Linked DNA regions of Homo sapiens: region 2 is linked to region 1. The links are chromatin loops, found by intact Hi-C in ENCODE. Cell type or tissue: heart left ventricle. All regions are shown on one strand. Links, peaks and the distances in the headings refer to the core of each region. The heading gives the core; the rest is flanking DNA. Region 1 overlaps ZMIZ1 (zinc finger MIZ-type containing 1). Region 2 overlaps ZMIZ1 (zinc finger MIZ-type containing 1).

Evidence for each region. Peaks named below come from ENCODE experiments on the same cell type or tissue, not always from the same donor. Only the 100,000 strongest peaks of a DNase experiment are listed, where the experiment ranks them.
Region 2: a loop joins it to region 1, with 2.0 times the contacts of the local background. A loop is called at or near these places in 58 of 110 quality-filtered maps.

Annotation. Positions count from the first base shown.
Region 1 is chr10:79,134,121-79,149,105 of GRCh38, reverse strand. ZMIZ1 (zinc finger MIZ-type containing 1) reads right to left here. Exons shown (of 25, transcript NM_020338.4): 3 at 9,329-9,424. Among named protein-coding and RNA genes, the nearest start is that of ZMIZ1, 73 kb to the right of the region's middle. RefSeq lists enhancers at 2,194-2,283, 3,250-4,188, 11,179-11,859, a silencer at 11,229-11,388 and a cis regulatory region at 10,974-11,474. In heart left ventricle, for the core only: a CTCF peak has its summit at 5,960 (motif pointing right); DNase peaks (open chromatin) are centred at 9,445, 9,815 and 11,077; H3K4me3 peaks cover 254 bases; H3K27ac peaks cover 6,815 bases.
Region 2 is chr10:79,077,715-79,092,699 of GRCh38, reverse strand. All of the region lies in intron 1 of ZMIZ1 (zinc finger MIZ-type containing 1), which reads right to left. Among named protein-coding and RNA genes, the nearest start is that of ZMIZ1, 16 kb to the right of the region's middle. RefSeq lists enhancers at 3,010-3,996, 3,997-4,983, 8,159-8,278, 7,781-8,350, 8,351-8,922 and 3 more, a silencer at 7,365-7,434 and a cis regulatory region at 8,055-8,555. In heart left ventricle, for the core only: no CTCF peak of the experiment used is centred there; DNase peaks (open chromatin) are centred at 4,354, 7,686, 8,339 and 10,524; H3K27ac peaks cover 7,181 bases.

The DNA of each region.
Region 1 (14,985 bases), core at 4,610-12,609:
AGGGCCTCCTCATGAAGGCAAACTCACAGCAGTCCCTCCTGGCTCCGGGAGCTCCTGAGTGGTGAGAAGGTGGGTCAGCCCAGCTTAGGCAGGAACTGACTTTAGCCACACCCTGGCTGCCAGCGCAGGCCACTGATGACTTGTCCAGATTACCCCAATCAAACAGGCCCTGGCGGGGCCACGTACAGACCCAGCTTGATGCTCTGCCTGCAGGGAGGAAAGCCCGGGAGGGACTCAATTGGAAACTGCCAAGGGCCTAAAGTCTGTGGCCCTAAGACAAGCAGGGTGGAAGACAGAAGTCAGCGTCAGCCTGGTGGGAGGCCAGGACCCCATGTCCCAGGAGGAACTACAAGACGGCAGTAGTAAGCCTCGTGACCCCAGAGATATGCAAGCTGAGGCTGGGGACATACAGGCCTAGGCAGCATTCTGGGATGCTGACCCAGCAGCTTTATTAAAAACCCCGGCCCAGAATCCACATTCAGTTGTAGGTGGCATGATGGCGGATCTGCGTCACCCTCAGCCCTGGCCACCCAGCTCCACCCCTTTTCCGGACAGGCGTTTCCTAGAACAGCCTGAGCACACGAGCCTGTGGGACTCTTCCAGATTGAATACCCTAGACCTCATCACAACAGAGACAAGGTCTGATGATGCTCTGTGTGGCCTTGATGCTGGCTCTCTACACCCCCTTGTCTCAGGCACCTGGTGGGCTCTGCCGTTGGCCTATCCTGGGGAAGTACGCCTAAGCTTCCTCAGAACCCAGGGGAGCCTGTGGGGTCAGCCATGCCCTGCCTCCTAGCCAAGAGCCAGCTCTCTCCTAGGCCTTACCTGGGCCTGGCCCTGGGCCCACCCTGGAATGTTGCTGGATTCCAGTTCGGCCGTGATCATGCAGGGTGAGGGATGTATCTTTTGTGGAGCGTGGGCCCCATACAGACTTGGCTGCCAGGAAATGTTTGTCAAAGGAAGGAAAGAGGGAAGAAGCAGGGAGGAGGTGGACAAACAGACACATGAATGCAGGTGGGCTCTCAGAAGCATGGCCCCAAAAAGCCACCACAGCCCTCCTCCTCCAGGCCCCCAGAGATGGTGTCATCTATGCAAGACACAGTATGCAGGCTGACAAACCTCGATGAAGGCCTGGGGAGGCCCCACTCTGCAGCTGCCACTTCCCCTGGTGCTCTGCTCCCCATGTGGGCTAGGAGAAGGCCCCCAGGTGTCCGAGCCCAGGGCCTCTGTGTTCTGCCCACATGCACACATTTGCTTTGGAAGCCCAGGGTCTGGCTCACACCTCCCTAGAGGAAGGGGACACTCTCCCTGGCTAGAAACACCTGCTTGGTCCATGAGAGGCTCGGCGGTGCCTCTCACTGCTCTTCCTGAGCCCTGCAACAATGTAGGGGTTGCATCCTCCTGGAATGGCAGTGGGGTGGGAAATGGCCAGCTCATGACAAGATCACAGGGGTTTTGCAATGAAAGGTGATGCTGCCCATCCAATGGGAAGAAAATATGTCACAGAGGCGAGGGTTTGACGAAGTTTCCAGAAGGTCTGTGTTCTGACAACCCCTATCCCTGCCTAGCCCAGGTCCTGGCACACAGTAGGTGCTAATAATTCAGTGGCCTGATGGATGCACACGGGAGGCCTGGCTTCCACACTCCTGCCACGGAGGCCAGGGCTCTAAAGCACACTCCAGGGGCCATACACATGGTGGTTGTGCCCATGTGTGTCCCTTTCTCTGGTGAGGACTCTGTCTTTCTCGGCTCCCCCTGGTCAGAAGGTGCCCACCCTCTCTATTTAGGGCTGAGAGAGTTCTCTGTTATCAAGCTCTGTGCCTTTTCTTGACAGATGGGTTGGGGCAGGGAGGTCAGTCGTCCAGGGAGGGCAGAGGATCAGAACAAGGCCATTCCCCAGCCCAGGCCTCCCCATACCAGATTCTGAGGCCCAAGAGCTCTAGGACCCAGCTCGGGGCTCCCTGATGCCCATGGCGATCCTCGCTGCCACCACCCACACCAATGTGGCCCTTCTCCCTGGCTCTGTGTCACGGCCTCCTGGCTGCAGCTGGCCTGAACTGCTTACTTGGACAAATAGCGAGAGAAACCAGCCACGTGATGGCTAAGGTTTCCTTGGCCAGGGACAGGGATATACACACACACACACACACACACACACACGTACACTACACACACGCACAGCCACTTGTGGGTCAGGTAGTCATGTGGCCCAGGCTTCTGTGTCTCTGAAGGACAAGTGACCGGCTGCCCTTCTTCACCCAGAAGAATGCCCTCCCCAAGCACTTGTTTTCTGCTTCCTGGATGTGCCAGGGGTTTGCTGGGTGGGAAGCCCAGCAGAGTCGGGGCGGAAGCGGGAGCAGAGGGAGGGGGCAGAGCACCCGCCCAGCCCCAGCCCTGCCTGTGTCTGGTGTTTTCCTTCCGCCCTCCCCACCCAGAGGGCAGATGTCTGCTGGGAAACTGTGGCCACCCAGCCGTTCCCTGACTACAGGGACAATCCCCAAACTCAGGGAGAATCCCAAAGCCCAACGTTGGGGCCACACAGGAGGGGAGCCAAGGCTCAGAGAGAAGTCCCTGTGATAAATGGCAGAGCTGCCAACATGCTGCACCTGGACCAGTGGTTTTGTAGCTGGAGTCCATGGTATATTATAGCCTTTGGGGCATCTAGGGGGTGAGGGAGGGTAGAAGAAGGGGGTGTCTAGTCCAACTCAGCAGGAGCGGCTCTGCCTTTGGTCTGTTGCTTGGGAAAGGTCTGCGGGCCAGAGTCTTGAGCACTTTTCCAGCATTGGGGATCTGTGTCTCCGCTACTACCCCAGGGTGGCAGGCTTGTCCTCACAGCCTGAGATGGGCCCACTAAGACAGAAGGACGCCACATCTCTTGACAGGCAGAGCGGAGACCCTGCTCTAGGGGAGGAAGGCTGAGGGGTGGAGAGTGGGGAGCGGGAAATGCCAGCTCTATGGGGGTCTGCAGCCAGCTCCCACCCTTCCCTGGCCTCAGGCCTGACCCCCAGGACTCCAGAAACTCACTGCAGATGCATCTCAGGAAGGCCGCAAAAAATGAAAGGCATGGCCAAGAGTTCCCAAATAAAAGCTAATTCCTGGGCTGGGTGTGGCAGCTCACATCTATAATCCCAGCACATTGAGAGGCTGGGATGGGAGGACTGCTTGAGCCCAGGAGTTTGAGACCAGCCTGGGCAACATAGTGAGACCTTGTCTCTAATAAAAATTTTAAAAATTAGCCAGGCATGCTGGAATGCATCTATAGTCCCAGGTATTCAGAAGGCTGAGGTGGGAGGGTCAGTTGAGCCTGGGAGGTCAAGGCTGCAGTGAGCCACTGCACTCCACCCTGGGTGACAAAGCAAGACCTTGTCTCTTAAGAAAGTAAAAAGGCTAATTCTGGCCAAGCCCCTCCCTCCGCTAAAGCCCTTCACATAGGTTATCTCACTGACTTCTCACAATAACTCCATGACTCTGTGTTCTTCACCAATCCCCCACCCCACTGTCTCAGGGCTGCAGAATGAAGCCTCGGGAAGGGCTTTACTGTGGAGGCAGGTAAAATTATCACCCCATTTTATGGATGCAGCACAGAAATCAATGTGAACTAACCGGAAGGTCACACAGTTAACAAGGGGTGGGGTGGGATTTGAACCCGGAGACCCCAACCCTAGACTCTGTGTTCTTCACCAATCCCCCACCCCAACAACTCAGGGCTGCACAGGGCTCCTCTGGTGGCCCCAGCCCCCAGCCCAGCACACCTCGCAGGCACTCCGGAATGCAGCTTCGGGAAAGGCTCTACTGTGGAGGAGGAGGGAGAGAAGACCTCAGGAGAGGAGGAGCACTGGGATGGAAATGTGAGCAGAGGAGGCAGGAGAGAGTCTTGTCAGTGGAGAAAGACACAGAAAGGGAGGAAGAGTGAGAGGCAAGGCCATGAGCGGAATAGAGAGAAGAAAGGAAGATACAGAAAGAAGATACAGAGAAGGAAGACACAGACAGAGGGGGAGGGGGAAAGAGGGCAGGAAGGAGGGAGGAGGGGAGACAGAGAAGAAGAAAACAGAAGGGGAAGAAGGTGCAGCTGGGCAAGAGGAAGAAAGAAGGAAGGTGGAGGGCAGGAGATAGATGGAGGGATGGCGAGGAGGTGGGAAATGAGCCACCAAGAAGCCGAAGTGGATGAAGAAGCCAGGAGCCACGGAGACAGACACACAGCAGAGAGGAGGTCAGGGCCTTGGAAAACTGAGAGGCAGACGGAAAGCAAGCCCGCCCACCGAACATTGAATACCTAACAGGAGATGACAAATCAAATGGGAATTACTGCGGTAAAAACATAATTAGAAACTTGATTGAAGTTAAACAGAATTTACATAACACTGCAAATTAACTTTACACGGAAACTATTCACTGGGAAGGCAATGAAAAGGCATTTCATTAGTAATCTATATTTAAACAATAGGCACAATGGAGCCTTCTGATGAGGAACTTGGTGCCTTCCACCGGAGCCGGTGCCAAAGACTGCAGGAAGACCAAGCACAGTGGGTGCTCCAGGCAGAAATGGGCAGGGACCAGGGGGATCCCTGTGCCTGCTTGTGGGGTGGGGTGGGGACACAAACAGGCCAGGTGAGCTTCTGGTGCCAGTGCTGTCCTTGACTTGCTGCGTGGCCCTAGGCAAGTGTCTTACCTTCTCTGGGCCTCGGTTTCCTCACCTGCAAAATGGGGCCAGTGGGGAGGCAGTCTATAAGCCTGGATAGTCTAAGACAGTCTGGGAGATAGTAGAGGATTATAAGAGCATGGGTTCTGGAGTCAGACGGATGCAGTTCCTGCCCCTTGTGAGCTATGGCATCATGCAAGAATTTTCCTCTCTAACCCTGTTTTACCCATCAGTTCAATGGAGGTAAGTCCAGTCCAGTCCCGCCTGATGTCACCAAAGCAGTACAAGGATTTAGGGAGAGAATGGATAGGGACAGGCTTAAAGAAAAGTGAGTCTAAAGGCACGGGATTACTCGTCCCCTCCGCCGGGCACACTAATGAGATTACCCGAAGCCTCCTGCCACCGCTCTGCCACGGAGCCATGCATCATCAGAGCAGCTGCTGCTGCTGCCCTAGTCCCCGATGCAGAGTTGGAGGGGCATCTCCCCCTGACTTTCCCGAGGGAGAGGAGGTCCACAAGTCCCTGCCTGGCTCCATTCAATTCTCAGCCTGGAAAAGTCTCCTGAGCCTCCTCTCACGTCCTGGCCATGTCAGACCGCACTCACTCTGCAGACGGGCTGGACTGTGCTCCCGAGTCTCCTTCGCCTGGACACACTCTTCTCTCCACCCCCACCCCCCAGCCCCTATCACACCTTGCACACCTGCCCGGCCTCTGGCCTTGTTCAGGGCAGCTATACTGTGTGCAGCCGTTCCTGACCAAGTCAAGGCCGTTCTCTCTGCTGGGCACCTGCAGTGCTCACTGTTATGCTGGAAGGTGTGGGTTCTTTACCTGTCCCCCCACCACCCCATCTGGACTGCCAGTTCTCAGCGCAGAAACCCTCCACTGTCATCTCTGCACACCCTGACTCGAGCCCTGCATTTGGCACAACACAGGTGCTTAGGAAACACTGGTTGACCTCAGAGTGGTCAAGGGAGGCTTTCTGGAGAAGGTGGGACTAGAGCTGCACGCTGAAGGGGAAGAGCATCTGACAAGACCCACAACTCTGCTGTGGAGAGAGGGGTGAGTGGGCCCGGGGTCAAACCTCAGCCAGAGCAGAGGGATAGCTCAGAAGCTCCTGGGTCTGTTTCCAGAGTCTCGGGGAGCCCTCTCCTGTGAACTGCAGTACAGGGCAGCTGCAGCACCCCAAGACATACTACTGGTGGGTGGCAAAGCTGGAATTCTAAGTCAGGCTCAGGCTCCTGAGCACCAAAAAGGTACACTCAGGAGCCAAGGGAGAGATGGAGCGGTGGGGAGCTCCTGGAAGGTCAGGAGCACACTTGTTCCTCGGGATCCTACCCAGCCCGGGGCCTGGCCTGGAGGGGGCACTGCTGATGTTTGCAGTAGAGGCTGAGAAAGAGAGAGACAGAGATGGAGAAAGAATGAAGTGACACAACACTGACACGCACGTATATGATTGCCCACCAAAGGCAGAGAGCTCCCCTAACTGGGAGCAGGTGCTCTGACACTCACTCGCGGCCTGGGAAGGTTCACATCTTTTAGGATAAAGGATCCACACCATGCTCAGGTGCTCAATAGGGAGCTGCTCGGTGCCTCTTCCCCATGGGCAGCATGTGACCTGCCACCTGGAGCCCTGCGTTTTTGGACAAGGGGGAGGAGCCCCAGAAAGCAGGAGGGAGGTCCATAGTGCTAGCTGAAGAAAGTGGGAAAGTGGACAGACATCAGGGCAAGATGCTTGGCCAGGGTCAGGGAGTGCCGGCCAGGGTGACGGGGAGGGCCCAGGCATGCGCTTGCCCACAGCCCCTAGCCCCTGTGTGGCCAAGTGTGGGCAGGAAGGCGGTGTGGTCTCTCCTGTCTCTCCATTAGTCCTCTCCAAATATGGCTGGTTTATTGAGGCCTCTGAGCCTTTGTGTAGGCTGTTCCCACTGCAGCATACAGAGTCCTTTCCATGCACTGCCCAGCAGAGTCTTGCTTGTCCACTCAGAGCCTGCTTTCTGTTCCCCTCCCTGGCTGCACCTTCTCCAGCTCCTCTGCAGACCCCTTATCCACTCACTCCCCTAAACGGCTGGGTGCCCCGTGACTCACATTCAGGCTCCTGACCCTCTCAAGCGCCACACACTCTCGAGTGATCTCATCTGCCTCACGACTTGCAACACCATCAATCCACGACAACTCCCAAATTTATATCTCTAGTCTGGGACCTCTCTCTGCCTTCCCGACTCATATTTCCAGCTGCCCCCTCAATCTTTCCACTTGAACGTCTCAAAGGCATCTCAAACTCAATGTGTCTGAAACAGAACTCCTCAGCTTCACGCAGCCCTCCCCGGCCATTGTCCCTGGCTGAGCAAATAACCACCTCCCTTCTACCACTGGCTCCTGTCCCAAACCCAAGGGCCTTCCCTGACTGTCTCCGTCTTTTTAAATCCTCCACCTCTAATTCACTAGCGAGCCTGCCTGCTGGGTCTCTGAAATATATTCAGCCTTTGATGGCTTCCCACCTCTTCCTCCACTACCCCTTCGTCCCTGTTCCCATCACCTCTACCTGGATGTGGGCAACAGCTTCCCAGCTATCTCTCTGCTCCACACTTGTCCGCCTACAGGAGTGGGTCCTCCATGATCTCTCTGACTTCGCCCCCTATCCTGACATCCTCCCAGCCACACTGGATTATTTGCATTTCTTTGAACAGGTCAAGTACATCCCTGCAGACTCCCTGGCTGCATTCAGCTATCTTAAATGGCCAACTTAACAGAAGCCTTTCTTGGGTCAGGCAGAGTGGCTCACACCTGTAATCCCAGAACTTTGGGAGGCTGAGGCAGGTGGATCACTTAAGTCCAGGAGTTCGAGACCAGCCTGGGCAACATGGGAAAACCCCATCTCTACTAAAAGTACACTAATTAGCCAGGCATGATGGTGTGTGCCTGTAGTCCCAGCTACTCAGGGGGCTGAGGTGGGAGAATCACTTCAGCTGGGGAGGTCGAGGTTACAGTGACAGAGTGAGACCCTGTCTCAAAAAAAAAAGCTTTCCTTGGCTAGTGAAAGAGTACTTTACACTGTAGACTCTGTGCTCCTACCTGGCTAAATTTGTCTTCTTAAAACTTAGCGTCACCTGACCTATTCACTTTTTAGGTATTTATCATCCATGCCTCCTCACGAGAGTACAAGCGCCGTAAGGGCAGGGAGTTTTGTCTGCTTTATTCCCTGCTATATCTCTGAACTTAAAGAGTTCCTGACAGACTTTCTCGGTCAACACCTGGGGAATGAATGCATGAGCAATGCCGCCTCCTCCTCCCCGAATGTCTGCCTGCAGAATCAGCCACGTCCCCTCTCCCTCGTCCCCTGTGTCGTCATGGTCACCACACAGGCTTTGAGCACTGCCTTATGGAACTCAGTCTGGCTCTGGGATCTGAGTCGTACTCCATTGCACACCACACCCTCTCAGGGCAGGGCTAAATTGGCTCTGTCTTCAAAACCCACCCCCGGACAACGAAGTGAGACCCCGTCTCCACAAAAATTTAAAAATCAGCTGGGCGTGGCGGTGCATGCCTGTAGTCCCAGCTACACGGGAGGCTGAGGTGGGAGAATCGCTTCAGCCTGGGAGGTCGAGGCTGCAGTGAATCATGTTCGTGTCACTGCACTCCAACCTGGGTGACAGAATGAGACCCTGCCTCAAAAAAACAAAAACAAAAACAAAAACCCCAGCCCTTAATGCGGGCCTGGCCTGGTGTGAGAGTCCATGAATATTTGATGAGTGAATTAAAGAGTAAATAGATGGGTGGATGGGGGGAATGGGTGGGTAAGTAGTTGGATGGAAGGACGGATAGGTGGTGGAGGGATGAATGGGTGGATGAGTGTGGAAGGACTAAAAGAAAGAGGGATGGATGGAGAGATGGACAGGTAAGTGGATGGATGATGGATGGATGGAGGGATGGGTCTCACAGGCACACAATACAGACTAGTGGTTGCTTGGCCTCAAAAGCAGAACTTCTCTTGAGAGGATGAGTGCAGTACGGTCGAAGTAAAAGCATAGAAGCTGGTATGGCAAATAGGATGAAGCCAAGCTGCTGTGGCGTGGCCAGAGCTAGCTGTGTGATCCCTGGCAGGCACCATTAACTTCCCTGTGCCTTGTTCTCGTGGTCTGAAAATGCAGATAATAATTCTTGCCCAGAGCTGACAGGGAGAACTTTGGAATTTTGAATGCTGCCACAAAGGAGACCACAGCCACATCCCCAGTGAAGCACATCTCCAGCCAGGTCTGCTTTGGAAAATCCTCCCTTCTCAAGCCCCACATGGCACTGTGGACCTCGTAGCCTTAGAATCCAGCATCCACAAAGGCTGGGACCCCTGGCTACAGCCCTAGAGTTCCAACTGAGCCAGGCTGCTAAGATGGCTCAACCAAATCAGACACAACTGACTCACAGAATCCTTGAGAACTGAGGTAAGTACAGGACCTGAGCCCAGTGCCCCATTTTGGAGACAGACAAACTGACACCCAGAAGCCTTTTCTGGCAGTATGAGCACCACACAAGGAGTTATAGAGAGGCCCTGCAGCCAGGCCCAGGAAAGGCTGTGAGAAGCAGCTGAAAACCCTCAGCTCTGGTCCAGCCACAGCACTTCTGGGCTGCTAGGGCTTGCCCCTGCCCAGGCTTAGGCAAAGGTGATGGTATGGCCTGGGCATCGGGGGCTGGTGTTACCTTTCGGGGTATGGCAGCTCAGTGAAAAACAGCGGCTCCTCTCCTCACACCCCTTGCAGCATTGGTCCGACGCCAACGGGCCTCCTCCTCTTCCTCCTGGGTACACAGGGGAGAGATGAGACGTGTGTGAGAGCAGGCCGGTGTGCCGTCCACTCCCCTCCCACCTCTGTCCCTGCCGCCAAGCTAATCTCAGCGGCCTCTTGGGTCACTTAAGCACACCCCGGGATGCCTGATTTATCAGAGCTGGCTGTGTCTTCCCCGCCCAGCCACACTCCAACCAGCAAGCCAATTCCTCCTAGTGGGATTTTGAAAAATATATAAATATAAGTTTTGTTTCTTCCAGGACTGGGGACTTTGTGTTGTCTTTCTCTTCTTAGTAGGAAAAGCAGAACAGCATCACTTTCCTGTACGGCCCCCAGGCAGGGTGACAGGGAGAAGCTGTCGGGGGTATTTTTAGCCGGGTGTACAAAGCCCTTGCCGTGGCCTCCTCTCTGCGCCGTGCCTGGCTTCGGGGAATTATCTCACACGGCCGGCCGGCAGCCACTTCCAAAGCCACTCTGTGACCCCTGCCTGAATTCTTTCCTCATTATGAATTGCTCACCAGATCCCTGACCAACACTCGGAGCCATTTTATGTGTGTACGCACCTCGGGAAAACCAGCTCACTCCCTTGCCCCTCCTACAAGGTTCAGGGCTGGCTGTTTTGCTTATAACTGGGAGAGGAGGCCCAGATGCAGAGTTTAAAGCAGAAAAGAGTCCTGGTGATGAGTTAGATTGTGCTCCCCAAACTTCAGCTCTTCCTCCACGCTCTTTAGGATTCTTGGTCTGAGCTGAGATCTACCTGTGTGATGACTTAATTTAATGTTCACCTTCCACTCACTTTTTTTTTAAGCTCCAATAAATCTGGCCTTGTCCAAAGCAATCATGCCCTTGAAATAATTGATTTGATAGGCTAGTTATATATTTCTGATACTCTTTAATAAATTGTAACTAGTAAAACAAAAATGTATGTCCTGTTGGGTACTATCTAATTCTAGAATCTTGCTGTAGACTACCAGATTTACCTGGGCCAAGCTTTGGCAAACGTTGTGCAGAAGAAGAGGGAGAGGCATGGAGGAGGGGCGGGCTGGCTGATGGGGCCCAAGAACTGGTCATTGTATCAGGCCAAGGGATGTAAGGGGTCAGAGCCATGGTGTGCTGCAGCCTTTAGTACTGTCTCTCTTTCTAGCACTGGGCAAGACCATTTTTGGCCCCACACTTGAACTAGGCTGGGAGGATCTAGGTGGGATGGGCACGAAGCATCTTGGGGACGGGGTGTCCCAAAGGAGGGCCAGCCCAAGGCCCAGGGCCCAAAATGGCGTCTTTCCCAGCATTCTCTGAGGCCTCTGGTTCACTCTGCCCCTCCGGTCAGGCTCCTTTTGGCTGGAGTGGGTCCACAGAGGCCAGAAGGCGAATCCCCTTTCTAGGTAGATCTGGAGGCGCAGAACATTCCCCTGAGCCCTACAACCTATGCTCTTGGCGCTCTGACCCTGTGGGCTCCTGGGGGCCTTGCACTGCCTCTGGGCCTCTGCCTCCCTGTGTGTGCTTTGAGAGGAGGCTGGCAATGGTGGGCACCCCGCAGCACTGGGGCCTCACTGCTGCTCTCTGTCCTTTCCCACTCTGCCCACAGGTTGGAGACCCTGGCTGGGCCCCTGGCCCAGTGCCCGCCGCCTGCCCCTCCCGCTGAGAACAGGATGTGGGTGTCAGGAGGTGAAGGAGAGTGTGGGGGTCGGGATGGGGAGTGGCCTCGGGACGGGACTTCCTGAAGCCAGATCGGTTTACCACAGTCAGTTGGGCCCAGGACCGCACAGCTGTGAGTTATAAATGTCCCTGTCAGAGCCCGGGCCGAGAGGCCCTGCTGCTGGCAGAGGCGCCAGGGCCCACAGCGCCCACCCTAGGAGCACCCCCCCCCCAGCCGAGGGCCCGTCCTCTCAGAGGTCCTCCCCCAGGGTCCAGCCCTCACGACCTCTGGGCTCTCCTGCCTCCTCTCGGAGAGAGATGGGTCTAGTACAGCCTTCCCCTGCTCACCCCTAGCCCTTCCAGGTGCAAATCTTGTGGTCCCAGTTACCGGGAGAGCTCCCAGAGGGCAAGGACCATTCTGGGTCTGCACCCGGCAGGAACCTGAAGCTTGGTGCACAGCCAGCCACTCAACGACCACTGTAGGGGTGACTGTTCCAACTCAGCAGCCTGCTTCCCACGGCCCCACCCGCCCCTGCCTGTCCACCAGGGCACATACCGAGGGGGAGTGGGAAGGGAGAGGGGCCTGGCCTGCCACACCTAGTCCGGGTGAGTAGGAGCAGCAGGGCTGGCCACTAAGCCTCTGGGCACAGGGCTCTGTGTCCTGCATATGCAGAGAAGACTCCTTCAGAGACCTTCCCTGAGGTACCCATTTTCCTTTGTCTGCTCCCTCAGAGCTCCCTCCATCTGGGGTGTGAAGTGTAGACTACAGCTCAGAGGCCAGCCTGCACATAACACCGCTGTCCATAGGGTGAGAAGACAGGTCCCTGGGACCCCAAGGCTGGGCCATCCTGTCAGGACCACCAAAGTGGGCAGCACAGGGCTGGGCCACAGAAATACAATCACAATAACAGAAACAATCAGGAACAGCTCAGGTTGCAGGGCCTGAGGCTTATACAATTTTGGAGGCCCTGTTTTAAAAATTATTTAACATTACAAATATATATTTAGAATCAGAAAAGAAATCACAACAAATTCCTATATTCTTAGGAATCCATGCCCCTTTCTCATGAGGCCCCTGTTTAACAGTTTACCAGAAATACTTACATAGAAATGTTCCTGTTTGCAAACTGCTGCCCCTCCCACCTAGAACACTCTATAGCTCCCAGCAATTCCCAGCCTTCACCAGGGCTGTGCCCAGGAGAGGCCAGGATGCCTAATCTTCATGTGCTTCCCTGTAAGCCTCCCTCTAATCATAATAAGAGTGATGAAATGGATAGTGATATTTAACCTTTAGCTGTACTGTTCTAAGCACTTTATGTAAATTAATCCACTTAATCTTACCACAACCTATGAGGTCAGTACTATAACCAATTTTTAAAGATGAGGAAACAGAAGGTTAAGAAACCAGTCCAAGGTCACACAACCAAGATGTGAACCCAGACAGCCTGGCAGGGATGCCATTGCCAGCCCTTCACCACTTCTCTCCACCTCCCTCAAGTGACCAGAAGGGTCTCCTTCCCTGAGAGGCTTCAACAGCAGCAGCAACCTAGGGCTGACTCTGAGTAGGCCCCCTTCTGATGAAATAATTCATTCATTCCACACAGATGCACTGAGCACCCAGCACACCCCAAGATCTCGGCAGGAAACAGGGGCCTCCTGTTTACCTCACCCTGCCCAAGGCAGGGCTGGGGTCCTTGCCACAGACAGAAGTGGGCACCATCTTGACTTCCTGGGACAGGCTGGGGGGTCCTAGAGACGAGCTGGGCCTGCCCCAAGGAGACCCTGGAGGGTGGGGAGAGGGGGAAGGTTTGCCAAAAGTCACATGGCCTGTTGTCCAATTCTCTCATTTTACAGATAAGAAAAGGTGGCCTGGAGACGAGTGACTTCCTGAGGGTCCCCTGAGAGTGGTGACCTACATGAGTTCTGAGACTATCCTTCTGGAGGGGTGGGGCAGATCCTGGAGGACTGGGGTGGCCAAGGCCAGGCCTGGGGGAGGAGGCAGGTGCCTTTTGGCCCCCTAGGAGCAGTGCCTTTGTTTTCTCTCTTTGTTTTCCATCTGCCCTCAGCCCCAGCGGCCTTCCCAGCTTCCCCTGATTGTGTACAGGGCGATAAAGGGGCTGATGAGAGGGAGATCTCTGGCGGCACAGACACAGCGGCGGCGGGTGGGTGGGTGGCCGAGAGGGCCCCTGGAACTGGGCTCACTGCCGGCTGTACTGAGTCTTCCTTTGAGGGACACTTTGCACATGACCCTCAGAACCCTTTCAGCACAACTGTCCCCATCTTATAGAGGAGGAGACTGACGCTTTGGGAAGCAGCAGCCAGGCCTGGAACCCTGGCCCTTGGACCCCAAAGCCTTGGGGATCTCCAATGGGCCAATGGGCCACGCTGACCCTGACCCTTAGCTCTCTGGCCACCCAGACAACACCTGGCCTTGTCAAAGCTGTTATCCCTTTAACTCGAGAACTGGGCATTTTCAGATTGGCCAGGAAGAAAGAGAACAGGGGCCAGTCAGTGTCTCACCTATCAATGCCAGGGGAAACAGGTGCACCGCATGTCCATGTGAAGTGACACACTCGCAACTGGTGGCTTGGTGGGAAATGGGGTAATGTCCAACCTCCTGGCCTCCCCCAACAGAGTCCCAGTGAAACTACCTTTAGGAGGACAAATGACTGCTCTCTTGTGGGCTAATTCTGACCAACTGCAGGGCTGGGGAGAGAAGGGCACAATCTGAGGGCACCATCTGCCCAGTCATGGGATGGGGCAGTGGTGGCTGCAGACCTGGCCCACCTTGCCCCAGGTCACTGCTGACCCTGACCTCAACTGCCTGGCCTCCTGACCTGGTCTTCTCAGACCCTCCTCAAGTTATCAAATAACCCACCTTATTAGGTACTGTAAGCCGTGTCCATATTCCATCTTAATTCTTTATGTACTTAAAAATGTATCAACCAGGTGCAGTGGATCATGCCTGTAATCCTAGCACTTTGGAGGCGGAGGCGGGCAGATCACCTGAGGTCAGGAGTTCGAGACCAGCCTGACCAACCTGGTGAAACCACTTCTCTATTAAAAATACAAAATTAGCTGGGTGTGGTGGCGCATGCCTGTAATCCCAGCTACTCGGGAGGCTGAGACAGGAGAATCACTTGAACCCGGGAGGCAGAGGTTGCAGTGAGCCAAGATAGCACCAGCCTGGGCAACAAGAGCGAAACTCCATCTCAAAAAAAAAAACTATTTAATTATTTATATCACTTTAAACCAATTACTTTTTTTTTTACTTAGCCTCATCAAAAGCACTATGATCTGTGAAATCATGGGTTTGATGTATTAATTATATTTTTTTCCTTAGTTACATGAACATACATACATAGTGTTAAAATTTGACACCCTCACATGTGTCCGGATAGCCCACAGGGTGCAAGGCCAGTCCTGGGGAAGTCTCAATCCAGGTTGGGAGAAAGCCTAGCTAAGTGCAGTCAGGGTGCCGTGGGGCAAAGCCCAGGGCTGCCCAGGGAAGTAGAAGGAGGTGGAGGTTTTCAGAAGGGTACACAGAGGGTTCAGTTTGGGCCATGGGCTAAGTGCTCCTTTCCTCTGCATGAGTTGGAGTCTGGTCCTCATAGTTCTCCAGCAGCAGATAAAGCCACCTCCCTGCAAATTCCTCCTGACAACAGCATACAACAGTGGGATGGGCACTGGAGTCCAGTCTAGAATAGCAGTCTGACTCTGTCCCTGGTCACTGTTTTGCTGGGAAGTGCTAGGCCTCTCTGGGCCTCAGTTTCTCCATCTATACAGAAGCGGTGAGTGAGCCACAGGTTCCTCCCAGCTCCACCAATCAGACTGCAGCACCTTCCCCCTACCCCGCCCTGAGCCCCAGTGGCATCTGGTGCTCCTGGTGACCCCGGGCTTCAGACAGGCCCTCGAACCCCCCAGGTGGGCCTCCCTTGA
Region 2 (14,985 bases), core at 3,812-11,811, 56 kb after region 1:
ATCAGGGGCCTCCAGGAGTGGGCAGGAAGTGCAAAGAAATGTCAAATGGGCCTAGAAGTCACCAGAGACCAAGAAGCGTACACAGAAACCTCTTGGCCGAGGTTCCAAGGCTTATAAGGAGGTGTTGCGATGCTACTGTGACAACAGGTATGGGGCTCTGCCCACAGGGGGACACCCCTAGCCGCAGCCCAAGCCTGGGTCTCCTAGCACAACAACAGCCACACTGCGTGCAGCGAGGCTTAGGTTATCAGCACGGATCCATTTATGGAGGAGAACGCCAAGGCCTGGAAGAGGGAGGTGACTGACCCAAGATCACATGGCTTGTTGGTAATGAAACCCAGGTCCTAGGGTCACCCCCAATCTGGAGAACAGAGGGAAGCCAGCAGCCATGAAATGGCCATGCCATGGCAGCCACCAGTTTTCCAGAAGGGGATGAGAACAGGCAATGTCAGTTCACAAAGAACTTCCCCTCCCTGTGTCTCCAGCACTCCTCACAGCAGCAGGCAGACAGGCTGGGTGGAGTTGCAGAATCTCCCCATTTTGCAGGTTGAGGACAGAGGCACAGGAGTAGCCAGACCAAGCCTGCACCCAGATCTTCAGAAGCCCCAGCTGCTGCTGCCACCTCCTCTCCCACTCAGCATGGAGCGGGGCTGGTGGGAACAGCACCAGCCCCTAAGCCCTGCCCCATCCCACCCAGTACAGGGAGCCTGGTTGGTCCTGAAGTACACCTCAGGGACTCCACTCACCTGCCTAATTAATAGGCTCAGGTCTCCTCCAACCCAGGTGGCTCCCTGTCACTAAATCTCCTAAAACACTGCTCTGTCCTCACCCAGTCTGTCACACACCTCTCCCTCCCCACTTCTAGAATAAGTGTTCCCTCCTAACCCTGGCTTCCTTCTGGGGTCCCAGCCATCCCTAGAAACTTGGCCTCTGTTCTTCCCCTAAAGTCCATGGGTGCTGGCTGAGCTGCCCCAGCACCCCCACAGGCACACCTCCCTTCCTTTGGTCATGCCGGTTCCACCGCCCAGAAGTACCTTTCCTCCCGCTCCTTGCCTTGTTCTAGCTAAAGCCTCTCCATCCTCAGTGCAGCCCTTAAATGCCCCCTCCTCCAGGAGGCCCCTCCCCACCGACCACTCTAGCTCATTCTCATCTCACTCCTTGGAACTTATTAGCCGATTTCTCTGAAGCTTTCAGTACTCCTTGCAGCTATTCTGCTGAGTAGCCAAGGTTGTTTCCAATGCAGACTGTGAAACTCCTTGAGGTCAGGGTCTGAGGACTCTTGTTTGGCCATCCTTCTAATGGAGAAATATTGCCTTAGCCTGTGCCGTTATGGCCCCCGTGCTAGGGGATAAGAGACAAGGCTCTGGCTTTGCAGAACAGCTCGAGTCTAGAAATAGGCCAATAAATAGGCAGTTGCCCACATAAATACATATACCTACTTATGTACTCACAAAATTTTAAAATTTTAAGTTAAAAAAAAGAGGCAGCTGCCATTGCACATCATGGTGGCTTGAACAGGGAAAGCAAAGAGGGCTGTGGAAATGAATGTCACCCAGTCCAGCTTCCCCAAAGCACAGGACCCTCCCCTAGAAGATGCTGGAGAAGGTCTCTTGGTAGACTGAAATTGCTGCAAGAGATTAATTCATCTGGGCTCAAGACAGCAGAGGTCTAGGTGGGGAGTGGTGGAAGCAGGACAGGTGAGTGTGAGCCCCCCAAGGCGGGGCCCTCTATTGGCACAGACGGGCAGAGGACAGCCCTGGAACCCCAGCAATAGGGAGGAAGCCCTTGACCTGGCGATGAGGCCAGTGTATCCCGATGGAAAAGGCAGCAAGACCTAAGGCTGTCAAACCCGGCATGGCCCAGCTGGGCAGTCTGGCCCTGGGCACATACATCCCTGGCTTCTCAAAGTGGGCACCCCCCAAACCTCAGCTCCCACAATGCACATCAGCCTTGTGGGTGAGCATCTTTTCACTCTGGTTTTGTGAGCAGGCTGCTCCAGATGGACCCGTGAAAGGAAACGCACCGCTGCACACTGCTGGCTCTTGGCCTAGTAGTCCCAGCCACTATCTGCAACTCTCAACATCTCAGCACATGGCTTCATTGTTCTTGCACCTCAAAGCCTTCTCTGGAGAAGGACACAGATTTCTGGAGAAATAAATAAACGGGATCCCACATGCCAGTAGGGTGACTGTGACCACATTCCCACCTCCAGCTTCCTGTCACCAGTCCCCTACCCCACCAGCCCCACACCCTGAGAGGGGGCAGAAGGTCCTTCTCTCCCTCCAAGTATGTCTCCTCTTCCAAACGGGGTCTCCTTGTGGGTCTTGAGCAATCTTGCCACAGCCACAGGGGGCCTCCAGGTCCCCATGGGGGATGAGAAAAAAAACCCTCCAAGTCCCATGCCCAGGCTCGGTTGCTTTCAGCAACTTCCCTCCCCACTGCTCAGGGGCACCACAAAACACTAAGCACCCCAGGCACTGCACCTGGGAGTCCCTCCCTCTCCAGGGATTGTTTTCCCACCTGTAAAATGGGGCAGCTAAACTCAATGACAGCAAGCTGTCTCCTGGGTCCCCACTTACATTCTAACTGAGCCTTAAGACACAGCAGTAGGGTCATTCAGAAGGGAGGTGAGGGAAAGAAGGCAGGATGAGGGAGAGGTGGGGTTGTCCCTGGTTGCAGAAGCCTTAAAAGCTGGTAAAAGGCTTAATCCTGCATAATGATTTACAAAGTGACAAGTAAAATAGATTTACCGTGACAGCTTGAAAGGAGAGCCACAGAAATAAAATTACACTCCGGCGCATCCCGTCTCTCTACAACCTGTCCCCTCCCTTCCGAAAGCCAGGAGCTTGTAAGGGCACACATGGACATGTGCCTGGGTAAAAAGGGAGCAGGTGGCCTGAGGGGTAGGGGGTGGGGGTCTGGGGAGTGGGAGAGGGACAAAGGAGGTGGTAGGACTGGCCCTGCCCAGGAAGGCTGTCCCAGGTGCGGCCAATAGGGTCTTGCTCATGCTCACGGAGGTGGTGATCTCAGTGGCCCTCGGAACTGACACATCCTCCCTGGGATTTTGTCTTCAGGGAGCATGCAGCAGGCACCTCAAGTGCTCCCTGCACCCAGAACCCCTAATTTCTACCTGACTCCTCTGATCCAACACAGCAGTCCCAGTACCCCTCCGGGTTTTCAGGGCCCAGGGAGAGGGGTCCAGTGCTTCTGTCGGAAGGAGGCAAAGACTTCAATTGTACCAGACCAAAACCAAACTAGAGCAAACCGGAGAAGGCACAAAACACCCTGAGCTGAGTTCATCTCGTAGAAGGAAAGTGAGCCGGATGGATGGGGAGCACCTCGTGTTGTTGATGCCACTCTTCCACAATTTGTGTTTGCACAAGAGCCAAGGGCTTTTTCCTTCACTGATGTGGGGCCCACTTGGCTCCATCTGGGTGGGGAGAAGGATCTGACATGCGGAGGCTCCGGCCGTGGACCACGGAGAACCTCTCCTCCATGGGAATGAACCCCACCAGTTGCTTCGGGCTCTGAGGCTACGTGTCCACCTCCCCAAGTGTGGCACCAGCCCAGGTACCTGCTCAGCGCTGTCCTGTCGGAGGGGCAGGGGCAGACAACCATGTCCACAGGATACTCGTTTGTACAAACAGCCACGGACCAGAAAAGAAAAATCAAGCTGTGGCCTCACGTAGGGAGTAGAAGACCTGATTCCCTGAGCAGCTGTGGAGGCTGAACAAGTTCAGCACTCTGAACTCCAGCTTCCTCCTCTGCAAAATGGGATAATACCACCCACTTCAGAGGGGTGCTGCGACAGTCTCCAGACCCCAAAGTACCATGCCTGGTGCAGGAAGGATGTTCCCAAGGATGTGAGCTTTGCCTGGGGGAGCAAGGACTGAAATGCATTTGCAGTGGGGACCGCTAAATGGAAGCTCTGGTCTCAGACCTGGCTTAGGAAACGCACCTGCTCACAGCCCACCCACCTTCCCCAAGTCCCAGAAAGCAGCCAGCATTGCAGCAGATAAAAGATCTCAGAGTCGGAACAGTAGTCCTGGCCCAGGGACCCCTAAGCCTCCTTGCAGCCTCTGCTTAAAGCCTGTAGGGGCCGAGTCCCAGGGAAGGTTGGTGAAGGTTCCCATGTGTCCCTCTCTGTCACCCTCTCACTGGCAACTCCCGGCTCGACAAAATGCTGTCCTGCACCTTTAACCGAAAGAACCCAGGGCCGTGCCTAGGCAGGCCTGAACACCCATGTTTACCCAGCAGAAGGGTGGCCCTCCCCCAGCACCATGGCAAGCTGGAGCTCATTTGCCCACAGACTCGCCTGGTGCACAGGCAGTGCATATGAGGCCCCAGCCCCTGGCCCTGCCCAGGGAGTTTTGCCCAAGAAGCCTTGTGGCCTGGCCCAGGCTGCTGTTGCCGAGCCAATTCTCCCAGGAAGCCAAGCCTGGGCAGCGGCAATGCAGGCACAGCAAGCTCACAGGTATCCTCAGACCCAGTAGCTTTGGGCAAAACAACCTGACCCACAAAGCGCTCCTGGGAGCCTGGCATGGCCCAGCCATCTCTCTGGCTTTGGCTGGCAGGGGAAAGGGCAAAAGAAGGGGCCAGGGGTCAGACCATGCACATGGTCCACATCACAAAGCCGACCAGCTCTGGGAAAGGGTAGCCACCATGTGTTATTCAACTTGCAGGGAGCGCACTGGAATGTTTGCTAGATCCAAGCTGGTGCTGCTGGGTGACAGGGAGCCAGAGCCTGGTGGTGGCTGTGGTATTCTAAAGGTAGCTGCGATCCTGCCAAGCAAGGGCTGCAACACTGGTCAGGAAACAGTGCCTGGGGAACCGGGGCAAGGGGAGGACCAATCCGCTTGACCTAGCTGGTGCATGAGGGCAAGCTGAGGCTTGGGCAGAGTTTGCAGGATGCCTAGGAGTTCTCCAGGCAGACAGAGCAGAGAGGAACACAACGTGCAAAGCACACACAAGTGAAAGTTCATCTGGGGCCAGAGAATGAAGGGCACTGAATTTCAGATTGTAGATCGTAGAGAGGCACGAAGGAGTTTTAAGTAGAGTGGAAGAGGTGATAGATCAGGGGTGCCTTTTATTCAGGTTCACACTGGTAGCCAAGTGAAGGGGCGATGGAAAAGGGGAAGCTGGAGGTAGACACCTGAGGGAGAAGGTTGCTGCCTGGGGATGTAGACAGGAGAGGTGGCTGGAGAAACATCCAGAAGGTGGAGTCCAAAGACATCAGTTCCCTGACTACATACTCCCATAAGCCATGCTCTGGGCAGGGGAATGGGGACATGGACACCCAATGTCACGGGGTACAGCCCTGGGGAAGGAGTCAAAATGACTTCCCAATTTCAGCCAGGACCATGGGACAATGTCAGCCTACTCCTAATCCAAGGTGGCTTTATGAGAATTAGAACCAGGCTCCCCTTCCTCCAACACTTTACCATCACCTGCCAAAAAATCATCTAATACATGTATAATGTGAGGGGACTAAAATGTGAGTACCACCCCCAACTTGTGCAGTGCGCAACATGCGCTACCACACACAGCTGTCCTAGGAGACACAATGCCAGTGAACAAGCAATGGGAAGGTGGAGGGTTAGAGGCCTGGGGTTAAGGCAGGTAGGAAAGGCAGATAAAATCTAGTCTAACACACTAAGAAGTTAAAAACACTTAACAAAACAAAGAACAACCAAAGCAGTGTTTACTAACCCTCCCTGCCTTTTTGGCATGAGAAATTCAAATAAAAGGAGAGGCAGAATTATTTGCTATATGGAGTCCAAAAGAGAAAAAAATAGTTGCACAGACCAGGTAAATAAAAGAAATGCAAAAATGCAATTCAGGAAACCCTAGTTTTAAAAGAAAGAGATTGGCCAAAGGTATAGAGAATCAGTCCTGGACACAGAGCTTCCAAAAAGATTATCTTTAAAAAAAATAAAAATAAAAAAATAAAAAATAAATAACAAAAGATCCTACCAGCCTAGGTAACAAAGCAAGACCTCGTCTTTACAAAAAAAATTTTTTTCAATTAGCCGGGGTGATGGCTCGTGCCGGTAGTCCCAGCAGGAGGCAGAGGTGGGAGGATCGCTTGAGTCCAGGAGTTCGAGACTGCAGTAAGCCATGATCACACCACTGTACTCCAGCCTGGGTGACAGACTGAGACCCAGTTTCTACAAAATAAAATGAAGTAATAAAAATAAAAAGGATTCTATATGCTGAACAAGCAAACATAGCTGAGTAAAATCTGAGAAAAATGGGCTTTCTGGCCAACTGAACTATCTGGATACCTGAGGGCTTTCACTTGATCATTCAAGAACTCATCAGGCTTTACTGGGCACCTTCTCTGCTCCAGGTCTTGTCTGACCTAGCTGGTACCGGGAGGAGGAGAAGGCTGAGGGCTGAGGGAGTCCAGAGGAGAATGCCTAGGAGGTCCCTGGGAGGAGGTAATGACAAAGTTTGCCAGGTAAGGAGGGGCGGGGAGACGCATTCTGTCACTGTCCACACGGTGAAGTGCAAATCCCCGTCAACCATGGCAAGGCCCTTTCTTAACAGAAGTGAGAATTTTGTGAGTTGAGGTGAGACCCACATTACATCCTGGGGGTCTGGAGTAGGGAGCCTCACCTATCCTGGAGGTAAAAATGCTCCAGTAGACTCCAAAGGAGAGTCCCAGCTAGAAGGGGCCTCAATGCACAGAGGGCAGAGAGACAAGGACTCGTCAGGGTCAGGAAGCTGATGAGTGGCAGAGATGGGCAGTGGGTATCCTCTCCCTTACCAGGGCCCTTCCAGTGCCCGGTGCTGCCCCAGGGGTTTCATCCAACTCCAACCCTAGAAAGCCAGGGAGCAGTGGTAGGCGGGAAAGGCACGTTGTGATGGCCACTCAGGTCCCTGGCCACTGGGCACAGCTCAGAAACAGAGGGAGAGGCACTTCTCATTCCCAGAATAAGAGTCTCATTCTGAAAAGGTTTGGGCTTTTGCTTCCTGAAAAAGAGGTTCTCAGGGGCATCTCTTGGGCTGAAGCCTGTTGCCTGCTGCTGGTAATCCTAACAAGCGTGTTTATTGGGCTCTGGAGATCACAAGCTGCCTTCCTCTGTCTCCCCTCCTGGTGGCCATGGGAGGCGGGCACCCTCTGCCCATTTTTCAGATGAGGAGGCAGGCCCAGAGAGCCATGGAAGGCCTCTCATCCCAGGTCACTCTTTCTGGGTCTGGTGCAGGCCAGACGGCACCTGAGTGCCAGGCAGGAGTCAGGGTGGGGCGTTATGCGGGCTGAGGCCTCTGCCCACTCTGCCCAATGGCATGTGCAAATGGCAGGTGGGAACTCAACTGCGGGCCTGGCGTCACGCTGGGCATGTTGGCCCCTTGACCCCCACCCCCAGCTTGAGGAGGCTACATCCGAGCCCTGGTGACTGGTGCTGAGCCCCCAGAACCAGCCTGCCCAGGTGCTGCAGGGTTGCAGAGGAGGGTGCCAGCAGCCAGGCTGTGGTTTTGTGCTTGGCTAACTCTTGGCTTCTGAGCAATGAAGTGGAGAGAGAAGAGACACAGTAAGAACATGGTGCCCACCCACTCAGCCCTGCCACCACAGGCAGCAGGCAGCCTCTGGGGCCACCACAGGACCTGTGGCCCTCAGAGCACAGGCCGGGATCTACATGGCACGGCACCAGAATGCGGAGCGGGCAGCGTCCGGCAGAGCCAAGGGCCCCTGGCAAGCACTAGCTCCTGCCACCTTCAAGGTGAAGAAAGGAGACCCAGGGGCCTGTGCAGGTTCAGGCCAGAGTGAGCCGGCCTGGATTATCCCTACCAACCCACCCTCCTGCTGCCTCATTCCCCCACCCCCACCCCACCACCCTGGAAAGCAGGACTTCCCTCTTTGTGCCTCTGCAAGTCACAAGAATCCCAGTTCAATCATCAACGGCCAGCCCAGCCGCTGACCCTAGGATTCTGGAGTTGCTTGACTCAGGCAGCTATGTTCTTGGAGAGAGGTCAACAAAATAGGGAAACTGAGGCTCAAAGAGGGCAAAGGACCTGCCTGTGTTCATACGGCAGGATTGGAGGCACAAGGATACAGAACGTTAGAGCAGACAGTCAAGCAGTCCCAACACCTGCATCTTATTGATGGGGTAAGCTGAGGCTCAGGGATGGGAAAGAGCCTGTCCGAAGTGACTTTGAATTAATAAGAACCTCAGCATGGCCATCTTGGGTTGATCCCGTGTGGCCAAGATAGAGCTGCCCTCTTTGACCCCAACCTCAAGTTCAGGAAGTTGCAACACTTCCTTGTTTCCATAGTAACCAACTACTGCTCCAGGAATACACTGAAATGTTTTTGTTCCCTCCTCTGTGCTGGCCCTGGGCCAGGCTGTGAGGACACAGAACAGAAAGAGGAGGTGTGAAGGAAGGCACAGACCCAGCCCCACGCAGTTGATCCCTTGCAATAGAGTGTGGGAGGGAGAGGAGTAGAATTTTCAGTGGAGAAGAAATCCTCAGTGCCTGAGAGTGTCAGGGGAGAGAGTTCAAAGATGGCAGCTTTTGAGCTGGGCTCTTAAGGATGGGTAGGAGTTCACCTGACTGAAGAGTGGAGGTGGAGGACTTAGCATATGCAAAGGCCTCGGGATAGAGGATGACTAACATGTTGGGAAACTATGGTGCATAGAGTGGAGTGTATGAACATGCAGGGGATGAATGCCAGGGAATCAGCCAGAGGGGAGGAGAGAGACCAAATGCAGAATATCAGAATTCCAAGGGTAGACAAGGGTATCAGGAAGACCCACTATGCCTCTATTTTTCCAACTGTTAAAAGGCCACCTTATGACAGAGTGGCTGAGGCACAGGAATTGACAAGCACAAAAGGAGAAGGGCTCAGACTCCCAGGACACAGCAACTTGAGCCAGTTCTCTAGCTCAGCCTGTTTCACGGAGGTGGACAGGCATTCCCAGTGGGCTCCTGGCCACAGCCTCAGTCAATCTTTAAAATACATTCAGGATCCGACCTTGTTTCACTACCTCCACTGAACACTCTGGTCCAAGCCGCCAGCATCCTTTCCTGGGTTCCTGTAAATGCTGCCCAGATGGTCTCCTTGTGGCCACCCTTGTCCCTTCAGTCTATTCTCGGCTCATCAGCCAGAGATCTTAGAGGGACACATCTGATAGCCTCAGTCCTTTACTTAAAATCCTTCAGTGGCTTCCAAATCACTGAGCATGAAGTCAGAAGCCCTTCCTGTACTTGATAAGGCTCTCTGTCCCTTATCACCTGGTCCCTGATCACTCTGTTGACTTCCTCCCCACTCTCTCCTTCCCTCACTCCATCTAGCCACACTGGCCTCCCTGCTTTTCCCAGACCACGCCAAACAAGCATCTGCCACAGGGCCTTTGCACATGCTGTTCCCACTGCCTGGAGAGCTCTTCTCCCAAATGTTCATGGAGTTCACTTCCCTGTCTCCCTGAGGTATGTGCTCAAATGCAGCCTCTTCAGAGAAGCCTTCCCTGACCACACCACCTAAAGAAGCCCCATCACCCACTCATGTCCCTATATCACCTTATCCTGGTTTATTTTTCTTCAAAGCACTGATTATAACTCAGGCATGATGTCATGCATTAAGTTGTTGACCTGCTGACTGTCTCGCCTACTAGAATGTAAGCAGGGCCCCTGTCAAATTCACCAATGTATCCCCAGGGCCTGGAAGAGTGCCTGGCACATGGAAGGTGCTTGATAAACTTGACAAAGGAATACATGAATCCACCTTCCTTGGGTAGCTGGGCGAGGGGAGGCACAAAAGGACCCCAGACTCTGCCCTCCCCAGGGCCAGAGTGCTGGGGACTCAAGCCCAGCCAGGAAGCCTTGTTCTCAGGCTGGCACGAGGCCCCACCAGCAGGACCCTCCCAGCCCATTCAGTGCATGGGCTCCCCAGAACTGGAAGTGACGCAGGGCCTGGCAGAGGTCTAGAGGAGCCCTGAGGGAAAAGTAGCAGTTGCTACTCTGCCCATTGTCCCCCATCGTCCTTCACTCCACACAAAGCCTGGGAAGGCCAAGGACAGCCTCGGGCGCAAAGGGTGAAAGTAGGGGGAGACCAAGCCAGTGAGGCTGGGAGGACATGGGATCCTGCCTGCAGCTCTGCAGCTGGATTCCTTCCCTCTCTGGCCTCAGGGCTCTAATCTGGGAAATGGGATGAGAAGGGCATTAAGTAGACTGGCTGCCCAGGTCCCTCCTGCTCCAATAGTTTGGGCATCTTTGGGTCTTAGGGGCCTGGAAGGGATCACACCAGGCTGCATCTCAGACCATAAATTCAAGCCATGGTCTAGGCCACCAAATGAGCCTGATGAGCCAAAAAGCTGGGCGTGGGGTCTCAGGTGGGCTCCTGAGGACCCTGTTGCCACCCAAGGCGGAATGCAAGGCAGCCCCATATAAGCCAGGAAGTGAGAGAAAGTGTCCTGCTATAGGGCAGCGGCCCCCAGGCTGGAGGAGCCAGCTGTCTTACCAAGACCATAGGCACCGAGTGCCTGCCCCCAGGACGAGTGTTTCTGGTGGGCACAGCCAGAGCCGAAAGGCCCAGCCGCTTTGCAAAATGAGGAAGGTGAGTCCCAGGCCAGGCCAGTGCCACTGCCACAGCCATGGAGGCACCTCTCCTGTGCCTTACTCCAGCAAAGGGTTTCTGTGGAGTAACAGGCAGGGCTGGGCACTGGCTAGATGGTGGGAACACCTGGATTTTAGCTCCAGCTCTGCCAGGGACTTGTCGTGTGACCTCGTCCCCTCTGGGGTTTGACTCAGCATCTAAATGAGAAGGTTGGCCTGGATGGTCTCCAGGGCCTTTCTGTGCTGCCATTACCATCATTGCACATGGTAATGAAACATTACACTCCCCGATGCAGTGATACTGGACAGCATGCAACGTGCTGGCCTTCCCCTTGGACTCGTGCGACAGCCCCCAGCGATGCTGGCAGGAGGAGGCCAGAAGTTCTGTCTCTAAATCCAGCGCTCCTTGCACAGAGCCCAGGTCTCAGGGGCCTGTAGACACTTAGGCAAGATGCGCCTAAGTGGCAGGGGGCAGGGCCAGGCAGAGAGGAGCTCAGTAAGGAGCTGGGTGCTGGTCCACAGGGGAGGAAGCACTATTCACAGCCCCTGGCTACCTCCAGTGAGGGGGCTCTGGCTGCAGTGGCAGGCGAGCATGCTGCAAGAGGCTAGGAAGACAGACGGCCTTCTCAGCCTCCTGGAATGTCTGACCCTGCTTGAAAAGCAGAAGCCAGACCACTTTCTTCCCCTAGGGCCCCAGTGAGCCACTGTTGTGGCCTCCCCAGCCTACTGCCACGTCTTACAACCTGGGCTAAGCTATTTTCAGGTCAGGTCTCAGGTCTCCAAGCTGCCCAGACTCTTACCAGAGGCAGAGATAATAAGGCCCAGGGGATATAAGAAGGCCACCTCCCCAGGAAGCCCATTCTGCCTTCTCCAGCCTTAGACTCAGCCCAGAGAGAAGTCTCCGAGGATACAATCTCTGAGGCAGAGAATGGAAGAGACTTCCTGAGGACCAATTCACCACATTCTGCAAGGTCCTGAGAAGAGAACTAGGGGAGAGGTATCCTTCTGGGCTCCATACGATGTGGAACTTTCTAGACAGAGGGAGCTGCTGGGGAGGCAGGGAGCAGCCTGTCCGTGGAGGCATGCAAGCCCACATGGGAAGGTGCTCTATGGGGATAGCGTAGATGGGGCATAAGTCATCCGTATGACAGGCATCAGATGAGATGGGCGCCAAGGTCCCTAATGGTCTTGGGAATCAAAGGTGCCAAGAATACCAGAAATAGGAGCATCCAGAGCCTTCGGGTGGAGCAGAGCTGCCCAGACCCCTCTGGGGAGCTGGCTAGGAGGGAGGCCATCCACAAGGCAGAAGGCGCCAAGACTTCTGAGGCCCATGAGGATTCCAACCCCCAATGCAGACCCACTCCTTCTGCCTAAAGGGGTCAGTCCTGCAGATGAAGCACAAGCAGAAATGCAGATGTCAACCCAGGCCAGGTGGGAGGAATCAGAAGGCCATTCTTTTGCAGGAGATAAACTGACGTCAAACTCACAGCTTCACAGCCCCATCGCCAAACACCAAACAAGAAATCACACCTGAGGCCCGGCGCAGTGACTCACGTCTATAATCCCAGCACTTCGGGAGGCCAAGGCGGGCGGATCACCTGAGGTCAGGAGTTCGAGACCAGCCTGGCCAATATGGCAAAACCCCGTCTCTACTAAAAATACAAAAATCAGCTGGGCATGGTGGTGTGGGCACCTATATTCCCAGCTACTCAGGAGGCTGAGGCAAGAGAATCTCTTGAACCCGGGAGGCAGAGGCTGCAGTGAGCCGAGATCGTGCCACTGAACTCCAGCCTGGGTGACAAAGCAAGACTCAGTCTCAAAAAAAAAAAAAAAAAAAAAAAAGTCACACCCGAGCTTTCTGCTCTTCTCCCAGGATCTGAGGCGCAGGGAGGTTGTGGAGCTCAGGTATGCCGGGCACACAGGGCAGACAGGCGGAGAGCCAAGAAATCCCCTTACTTGCTCCCAACCATCACAAAGCCCACTTCTCAGGATCCCAGGAAGGTGGGGACATGAGGACTGCGAGCAGGGAGGCAGAGTGACTCATGCACAATTACAGAGTGGCCGGCCAGCGGCTCTCTGGAGGCCCCAGGCTGCCTCTCCCCACCAACAGCACAACAACCCCAGCTAAGGACTCCTAACCAGCTTACACCAGCCGGGCAATCTGAAGACACCGTGTGCCCCTCAATATAAGTGCCAGTGGTCCCCACAGCCCCCGAAGAGGAACCATGAACCTGGGCGGGACCCACAAAATGCAGCCTGCAGAGCAGAAGCTGACCTCCTGACCCAGAGGAGGCAACTCCTAAACCAGTCCTGCCCAGCCTTCCTAGAAGAGGGACTGGGCGGGGACTTCCTTCACCCCAGTGCCAGCTCTTTCTGGGACACTGAATCCCAACACCCCTAGTAGGTCTCACAGAGGACAAGATGGGATGGCTTCACAGTGAAGTCAGCTGCTGCAGAAGGCCATGCCTGCCTGCCACTCACTCATCATTCCCTGGACCCCCCCGGCCCCAGTGCCAGGCCCTGTGGCCTTGGTCAAGTCGCTTCACATCCCTTGGTCACAGTTTCCTTGCCAGGAACATGTCAAGCTGGATTAGAAGCAGGAGGTGTGAACATAAATCTATTCACATCTTCAAGAGTCACACGACTGAGGTGGAATGGAAGAGGGGGAGAAAGGCAGCATGACAGTTCCACTCCATTCAACGGCCAGGGACTACAGACCCTTGGACTAAGGCTATAGTTTCGACACTGTTTCCAGGTGTCCACATTGAATTAAGGATCTGAAACAAGGCTTCAGACCACCTCTCCAGGAAAGTGCACGTTTGCAAAGGCTTGACCACAGGTTCTGGGGGCCCACAGCCCCCATGGGTGAAACAAACCCCTTCTGGCTCTGACAGCCAGCAAAACTCTGGGGCCTGTCTCTAGGGACATGGCAGAGGCCCCACCCCTCTGCCCAGTTGGCCTTGCTCTTGGGACTGCCCAACCACAAACAGATTTGTGGTCTGGTAACAAAAAAAGAAAAGACAAGGAGGCCAGCAAAAGTGGGAGGCTGGAGGGTGGGTTAAAAAGAGGTGGAAAGGCCAAGAAAGCAGGCTGAGGGGAAGACTTCTGCCTCTGCAGACACTGTCCCCTCCTCTCCTCTGTGAAAGGCTCCCCTGGAAAGGTGGTTCTTCAGTAGGTAAACCATCCGCTGGATGGAGCTGCAATGCCTGAGCTGAAAGGGACTGTTTACGCGGGCGTTTCCCAAAATGGTCTATTGGTCTTTTCCATAGTTATTTTGCATTAAAAAAAGGGTGGGGCTAGGCATGGTGCTCATGCTTGTAATCCCAGCACTATGGGAGGCAGATGCAGGTGGATTGCTTGAGCCCAGCAGTTCAAGATCAGCCTGGGCAATATGGTGAAACACCATATGCAAAAAAAAAAAAATACAAAAATTAGCTGGGCATGGGTGCGCATGCCTGTAGTCCCAGCTACTCAGGAGGATGTGGTGGGAAAATCACCTGAGCCCAGGAGGCAGAGGTTGCAGTGAGCTGAGATTGCACCACTGCACTCCAAAAAAAAAAAAAAAAAAAAAAGTCGGGGGTGGGTGGTGTCTGTAGTCTGGGGAAAGGCTGAGTGAAGCAAACTATTTACTCTGAGCCATCTCCTCCAGGCAAATAGGTTTGACAATTTCTTGGGGGTGGGGGTGCTCTGCTGCCCTCTCTTTTGCTTTTGGGGACTGGTGGCCCTGAGAAGCCACTTCGGGAAGAGATTATGTTGTTTCGGCTCATGGTCTTCAGATGAGGAAACTGAGGCTCGGAGGGGTGAGTGACTGGCCAGAAGTTCCAGTCAGTTACCATTCATAGTGATTCCACATAATAGGGTACAACTGACAAGCCCAGTCCCTCTGTGGCCTCCTTCCCTTCACACGAGAAGAGTCCAAAAAGTAGGTATTGTTATTATGAGCCTCAGTTTACACATGAAAAAAATAAGCTTCTCAGACAGAAGCCCAGATGCAACACCTCCCTCTCGAACGCCTTTCCAAGGGGAACAAGCTGCCCTAGTAGGTTGAATTACAATGTACTTGGGTTATGACTGACTGGGGGCCTCTCAGAGATGATGGGCCAGCCCTTTGTGCTACACAAGAGTGTGGAAAACGGCAGGGAGTTGGAGATCAGGAAGCCTAGGTGCCAGCAGGCCGCTTTGGTTGGGCTCCAGGCACCACATGACCTGGGCAATCGACTTCACCGTCTCATCTGTAAATCAGAGGTAAGGCAATGGGAATGCTGGTGGTGACCATGACTAGGGCTACCTTTTCTTGAGCACTTACTATGTGCCAGGAAGTTTGCGCACTCCATCTTCTCAACCTATGGAGGAGGTAGTATGTTAGTTATTACTACACCACTAGTAAGCCTGTTTTACAGATGTGGAGACCAAAGTCGGAGAAGTTAA